Regions from separate parts of the Homo sapiens genome. Here region 2 is linked to region 1. The links are chromatin loops, found by intact Hi-C in ENCODE. Cell type or tissue: endothelial cell of umbilical vein. All regions are shown on one strand.

Region 1 (4,000 bases):
TCAGTGTGCGGGGGTAATCTCTGGAGCGAGGGTGGCTCTTTAGACTCAAACTTTGTCAAGGAGTCTGGCCTTTGTCTTATGGCATCCCAGAGTTATTCAAAGCCCCTAAACAGGGCTTGTAAATTTAATTGAGGCAGCACCCTTGGGGGGGAAGGTCTGGAAGGGGACACACCTGGGAGCCACCAGAAATCAACTTTCTCAACAGCTGTAGTATTGTATGCCTGGATTCTGAAGAAAAGATCTGGATGGGACGACAAAGAATCTACTGCAAAAGGCAAAGCCAGTTCAGCCTAATAACAAAATATCCAGTAGCACTCTCATTTCAATTTATCTTTCCTTGATACCTGGACATAAATTCACCCTATGTCCACTGCACCTTTGTAATTATTTCTTTCTTCTAGGTGTGAAGGTATGTCTGTTCACTTATTAATTTGTCCTCAATCAAATGTTTCTTCTTTTCTATGCTCCTTTGCCTCTTTTCCAGCAATCTTTTGTTTCTCTCCATTTTTTGCCCAAAGCCAACTTCTCCCCTTATTAGCAGGAATGCATCTTTAATCCATCTTTCTTTTAAAAGACTGACAATGACTTTACCTAAAAGCTAATGTTTCATTCAATTATTAAAATATAGAGGTACTCCCCTGGGCAGCCTTGAAGTTATACACAGCCTCCCCTGAAGTTCAGTAACTCCATAGCAGTAGGAACTACATCTTGCTCAATTTTTGTCTATTATAGCTCTATTGTCTAGTAGAGTAATGGGCACAAAATTAATTGGAATAAAGATCAATTAACTGTTTCCCTCTCATCTTTTGATAATGGAAATCAAGCGTTTTAGGTGAGTATGTGAACACCCTTCTGCCGATATTTTTACTGTTGTTGTATAATTGCATCATGTGTGCCCATGAGACTAAATCTGTATCAGTACTAGGTAAGTGTAAGTAACTATGTGTACAACTTATGGGCATTGTAGACTCCTTACTTCTCTCTGCTAGCTGGATAATGGTAATGACTTACAGTATAATCAAAAACCTCTCAACCAGTCTTGGATTGCTCACTTCTAAACTATTATAGTAGAGACAAAAATGCTTTTCTTATTTAAAAAAAAAAACTATTTTTTTTTCAGGGGGTGGATGGATATTTATCTTGGATCTCAAATTGTTAACCATTTCCTGAAAATAAAATATGATTCCTGGAAGTAGGTTGCTATTATGAAAACAGTGATTATGTGTAACATGGGTAAAGTTGCATATGGAAACTTCACAAATATTGTGAGTCGGGAAACTGGAGAACATAATTATGCTGTGGCAAAATGTTTGGTAAAACTGTTGTTGACCTAGTGTGGAAGGCAGATCGTGTCCTCCTGAGATTCTAGCTCTGAGGAAGTTAGTTGACAAAATTCAGAATGATTCTGCATGCTGGCTGCTCCTCGTATGTTTAGTAAGTGGCTACAGAAAGGAAACTGACACAAAAACTGGCTGGGTTTGACATGGTTATGGATTTCAGAAGAGTGCCGGTAAGGGAGGATTGTTTGTGTCTAGGAAGTTAAAGTGATGGAATATCTAGACATTTTGAACCTTTCAAAGTTAAAAAGTCTAATGCTGTCTGTGTTTCAAACAGCAAGAGATAAGATGATTGCTTAAAGTTACCCAGATGTAAAGTCAGATCAAGAACATCCATTCTCTTTCTATTGTTTTAATTGGCTTCATGAGGAGAAATATTGCTGTTTTAATGATTTTGAACTGTTGAGATGTTTAGATGTGCCCCCTTTTACTTGTACTGACTGGAAGCAAAGAGTAAGAAAGAAGATATCCTACCACGTAGGCAATAGATTGCCTGGTTTTGAAGAGCCAAATTCAGATATGATAAAGAAGATTGCACATCACAAAATCCTGGATTGGGGGCTGGATGCAGTAACTGCATGGATGCTTACATGGCCAGAGTGGTGAACTGAGGGTTATTCTAACTGCTCCTAGTTTATAGTTTTCCATGCTTTCTTTTAGAAACAGATACTTTGATATTTAGCTAAACTCATTATCATCCAACAACATAAGTGTCTCCTTGTCGCTTCTATAGCTAGTTGTCACCATGTGACCAATTTTAACCAATGGTATAGGAGAAGAATTTATGCATTAAATTATTAGGTCATTTCATAAAAGATACTTTTGCTGGCCTTTCTCTCCTTTGTTGGCTATGAAATGGCAACAAATGTAACTACTGTGAAGTCTTATGTTTTACCTGGCAGAACTTCCCTGCCAGCCCTGGACCACTGAACCATGACATGGATGTCTCCGGATGTTGGGTTAAGAATAGACTCTAAGTTGGCAAGGATGGAAATGAGGTAATTGGGAGGCTATTCCAGGAATTTGAGTAAGAGTTTGAGACAATGGGTTGGGCAAGAGTGGTAACAGTAGACATAACGAGATTCTGAATACATTTTGACTTTAGGGTTAACAGGATTTCCTGACATATTGGAAACAGAGTTTCAGAATCATAATGTTAAGGGTGTTTTCTAAGATTTTAGTATGAGGAACTGGAATGAAATATATAAGATGTGGAATACTGCAGGTAGACATCTTTTGGAATGAAAGATCAGGAGTTCATGTTTGTCCATGGAAAGTTGGAAATGTTATTCACTATCTAAGTTGAGACTTTGAAAGGACAGTTGACAATGTGCATCTGAAGTAGAGAGAGTAGTTTGGACTGGGCATATACATTTAAGAATTTTCAGCAGTTATTTAAAAATTATTTCCCCAGCTTTATTATAAAATGTTTCAATTGAAAAACATTTCCAATATAAAAAGCTTATTAGAAACATTAGGATAGTTCATCCCTAAGTGCTTCAAACAGGGTATTCCACCACATTAATTATAATATCAGTGTCATGTCTAAGAAAAGTATTTTCTCAATAGTATTTAATACCATAAATAATATTTATGATATTATCCAATAAAACTTTAGTAAGACCATCTTGTCTTCTCCAATTATCTCAAATTTATTAACATAAAATAATAACGTATTTTATTACCTTTTCTTTCTTCAAATCACAATATAGTCAAGGTTCAAATATTGCACTCGGTTATTACATATCTTATAATCAGAAAGAATTCCTTCACATCTTTTTGTCATGAAATAGACTCTTCTAAATGACAAGATTAGTATTTTTGTTGAGTATTTCACATTTCAGATATGTCTAATTGTTTCTGCATCATGTAATAATATTTTTGTAGTACCTTTATTTTTAGTAAACTCAAAATTAGGTCTAATGCCTTAAATATGTTTGGCTTAAACACATTTGTCAAGACTACTAGTTGTGCTAAATTTGGTCACACCTCTAAGGGGATTATGTGAACCTATATTTCCATTGTAAAGATACACATACACACTTACACACACACACACACACTCCAGAGGTTTATAAATGTGTATGCATTGTGTGGAAAGAGGGATGATTTTTTGCATTGTGCATTTTGGATTCTTTCTCCAGAAACTTTTTGTTCCTAATAGTTGTAGCAATTGATGATCCTTGCCTCAATCAATTACTTTACAACTGCAAATTGTGATTTTTTTCAAATTGTAACATTACGTATAATATATATGATATGGTTTGGATCTGTGTCCCCCCAGATCTCATGTTGTATTGTAATCCCCAGTGTTGGAGGTGGGGCTTGCTGGTAGGTGATTTGATCATGGGGGTGGATTTCTCATGAATGGTTTAGTGCCATTCCTGCTTGGTGCTGTTCTCGTGATAGTGAGTGAGTTTTCATGCGATGGGGTTGTTTAAAAGTGTGCAGCACCTGCCTCTTCACTCTCTCTTGCTCCTTCTCTGGCCATGTGAAGTGCTGCTCCCCTTTTGTCTTCCACCATAATTGGAAGCTTCCTGAGGCCTCCCCAGAAGTAAATGCTGCTATGCTTCTTGTACAACCTGCAGAACCATGAGCCAATGAAGCCTCTTTTCTTTATAAGTTACTCAGTCTCAGGTATTTCTTTTTCTTTTCTTTTTTTT
Region 2 (4,000 bases), 910 kb after region 1:
CTTTTATTAGTATAAATAATGACTGCCTGAGTGAAAACATAAAAGTTAAATTGGGCTTCCTCATAAAATCACTTTTTGGGGTTGACATGTTCTCCTGGCATCCAGAGACCTATCATATAGACTGACAAGCAAAACTAACTAGGCATGAGGGACTGCTCCAAGTAGATCTCCAGCCCAGCAACGTTATAGCTAATTGAAGAACAAGGACAGGGTAACTTCTCAGCTGTTTCTAAAATTACATCTTTATTGTTTGAAAACATATGCATGATCTGTAACCTGTGTCTGGTGCAATCATTTTGAAGTCACCTGATGGGAACAGGACAGAGTGAATACTACACCAGGTACTTTTCTGGCTTCTCAAATATGGGATAAAATGATAGTAAGGTAAAATAAACCTAATGTAGCCGAATTACTGGCTTTTTTCCAAAGGAATTTCCAGTTCATGTTGCCCTATATGATAAACAAAGACACCATAGACTGAAAAAAAGTTTTAACAGGAATTTAAGCTTTTAGAACCTCTAGACAGTTAAAGAATCTTTGAGATTATCACTTTAAATGATGACCTATGTAAGGATAAAGTGATGTACTTAAGGTCAAACACTAAGTTTAATCATCAGAGGTGTAACTACAATTTTATCTTGCCTTGGTCAAATATTCTTGGACACTTAGACTGAAATTATTGCCCAAGACTTGCACAGGTCTGAGCAAATGCATGCTGTCCTCAGCCAGTGGCCCTGCAAACGTCAAGACAATGGGCTGTTATTCCTTCCAGTCCATTGTCTTGGTGCTTACAGGTCACTGGCTGATCTCTGAATCACTCCTTAAATCCAAATTTGAGATCCAGTACTCTTTGTCCTTCTTTAAATCTCCTCCAGGTTCACCCCTTCTCATTTAGTTTATTACAGAAAAAAGAGAGAGATTTTAGCTTATTTTCTGCCATCAAGAGAGGGTTCAACTGTTAACATTTCCTAGAAATGATTTGCCTTTATTCTGAATTAATAAGGCCTTGGTCCTTAGAAACACAACAGCTTGTATTTTTTCTATGGAGAAAAGGAAAGTATTTTGTTTCTTGAGCTCCTCCTTTTTAGTGTAAGATGGAGCTGAAATATATTGTTGAGAAGAAATTAAGAAGAAATTAGCAGCAATAAAGAACAGGAAAGGGATTTCCAGGCACAGGACATAATACCTGTAAAGACTGTAAGATAGAAAAAGAGTTGAGTAGATGAGAAGGAGAAAGAAATCTGTAATGTCTGGAACATAAAAAGTGAGAAGAAAGTTGGAAGGAAATAGGATTGGAGGAACAGTATAAGGATTGGCATTCATGGTGCTGTAGAATAGGGTAATGATTTACTTTTTTTTAGCCTAAATGAAATGAAAAGAATATTGATGGCTTCATGGATACAGATAGATCATTTATAATTTTAATAAATATCCCTAATGTAATGGAAAATTGATGAGGAGGATGAAACAGTAGAAGAGGAAAAAGATCTAAAGAGATTATTGTAGGAATCCTAGTGAAAAAGAATAGTGGCTCAGATTAAGGTGACAGCACAAGAGATGAAGAATAGTGTATATTTTACATATTTAAAACCAGTGGAGGTAAAATCAACAGGATCTGTTGGTGAATGGATATATTTTAGAAAACTTGATTGATGGTGCTGGGGATTATATTTGACGAGGACATTTAAATCTGAGATGCTCATGAGATATTTGCTTAGAGATTTTAAGATGATTACATATTTTATTCTTTTCTAAGTGTTACAGAATTGCCATAATGCAAAACTCTCAAAGAAAATCATTTTATCATTTTTATATCTTCAGAACTGAGCATGGTACATAGCTCATATTAGGTAATCAGTATATATTACTGTTTATTCTATGAACTGTTGAAGTATAGGATCCAGATCTGATTTCTTATTTAGAGAATACTAGTGAATATAACTAATGGTAATGGTATCTAAGAAAATTATAAATTTAGAGAATGGAAAGAAGAGAGATGAGAAATGAATTTGGTGAAGTAGTAATCTTTGATCTTGAAGGCCTCATACGTGACTTCTCAATGTTGGTGGTATTGTTACCTTAAATCCTTATACCCTTGACTATTGCTAACCTTGGAGTTAACTTAAATCTGCTAATTTGTATAAGGATTACATACTGAAGCCAGTCATCCTTAGGGGAAGTCGGGAAATCAAACAGTCACTTAGGAGCTATTTATAAGTGTTTGAGCCGAATGATATCCTGAATACATCGCAACATGACTTCCAGGATATGAGTAAGAAGGCTGACTCATTTAGTCATATTTGGGTGCCACTTACATTTTCTTATTTCATGCCATGTCCTGTGAGGCACTTAAATTTTTCAAGAGAAAAAAATAATTATTTCCCCTTATTTTAGAATCCTTTACAAATAACAACCCTAAAAGGAATTTATCACTATTATAGAGAAGAGACTGATCAGACGGTGGTAGAATCTTGGCCTGGGAAACTAAAACAAATGGCAATGACGCTAACATTGGTCTTACAGCTGGGTTTCTGACTTTAGTTATACGCAGGGTGATTGTACGCAAATTATTTTGCTTTTTTGAGTTTTAGTTATTATAGGTTTATGTGATACATGATATATATGTATATGTGTCTATAAGAATATATATGTAATGCATGTATATTTATTTTCTTAGTTTCTTAATAATGAATATATATGAATATATATGTATGTGTGTATATATATTCATTATTAAGACATTTTAGATTCCCAGATTATTTTGTTTTCTATGTCACTACTAGATTCCAAGTGACTAGACATTATTTTGAAATCTTATGTCCAGGGGATAGTAAAATTTATCTTATTATTCTTTCCTGGTTGAATAGGTGATAAGAGACAATAGAAAATTCGGGGTTTTTAATACCACATGTCATAGTCTAAATGTTTGTATCTTCTTCAAATTCATGTGATAAAACCCAGTCCCCAATGAGATAATACTAGAAGATAGGGCTTTGGCGGGTGAATAGATCATGAGGGCAGAATCGTCATGAATGGGATTTGTGCCCTTAAAAAAGAGACTCCAGGGAGCTAGCTAGTCCCTTTCACCATGTAAAGATGCAGCAAGAGGACATCCTTTATGAGGAATGGGCCCTCACCAGACACCAATATGCTGGTTTCTGGATATTGGACATTTCAGCCTCCAGAACTGTGAGAAATATGTCTTAATTGTTGATAAGCCACACAATTTTTGGCATTTTTGTTAAAGCAGTCAAAATGAACTAAAACACCACAATAATACAAATAGTTTATAGGGCAATATTAGAGAACCTGTCAAACCAAAGTGCTCATTTCAGATCTAATTCCAGTTTAAAAAACATGGGAAGTAGTGCTATTTCTTCCCATATTTCCGGGCCTATGATAAAAGTACCAATGTAGAGAACAGATTGTGGCACTCAAGAAATATTGCTCACATTTTAGGATTTTTAATGGGTAGTGCCCCTAATATTCAACACAGGATTACATTGTTCACACATTGGATGTTTATAAACAGGTAGTTAAGATAAAGATTGTGTTACAGATAAAGTTTTAGGAATTTAAAGAAATCATAAACCTCAAGTAAGCTATGTGACTTTTCCAAGTCTTTGAATCTCTGACACATATTTTGCCCATTTATAAAATGAGGAGATTAGATGATCATTAGATAATCTACAGAAAAGAGTGACATATTTTGCCTTTTTATAAAAAAATGGGGATTAGTTGATCATTAGATCATCTACAGAAAGGAGCGTAGTATGCATGCAAAGTGTTATACGAGAACTGAATTTGAGTTGCATCATTAATGATGAGGAGTAATGAAACCGATGAAAGGAAAAAGTAGTTTCACTAGGGGATATAAAAGAAGCAGAATGTCAAAGTGGATATAAGCACGGTGTTTGTAGAACAGTGAAAAGACTTCAACATGATTAATCATCAGGTTCCATGAGTTTGGTCAACAGTTGACACAGTTTCCTCTGAAATC

Evidence for each region. Peaks named below come from ENCODE experiments on the same cell type or tissue, not always from the same donor. Only the 100,000 strongest peaks of a DNase experiment are listed, where the experiment ranks them.
Region 2: a loop joins it to region 1, with 5 times the contacts of the local background. A loop is called at or near these places in 1 of 110 quality-filtered maps.

Annotation. Positions count from the first base shown.
Region 1 is chr3:192,053,410-192,057,409 of GRCh38, reverse strand. No RefSeq gene overlaps it. Among named protein-coding and RNA genes, the nearest start is that of FGF12-AS1, 180 kb to the left of the region's middle. In endothelial cell of umbilical vein, no CTCF peak of the experiment used is centred here; DNase peaks (open chromatin) are centred at 1,299 and 2,349; H3K27ac peaks cover 2,581 bases.
Region 2 is chr3:191,140,147-191,144,146 of GRCh38, reverse strand. No RefSeq gene overlaps it. Among named protein-coding and RNA genes, the nearest start is that of OSTN, 57 kb to the left of the region's middle. In endothelial cell of umbilical vein, no CTCF peak of the experiment used is centred here; DNase peaks (open chromatin) are centred at 736 and 2,216; H3K27ac peaks cover 1,760 bases.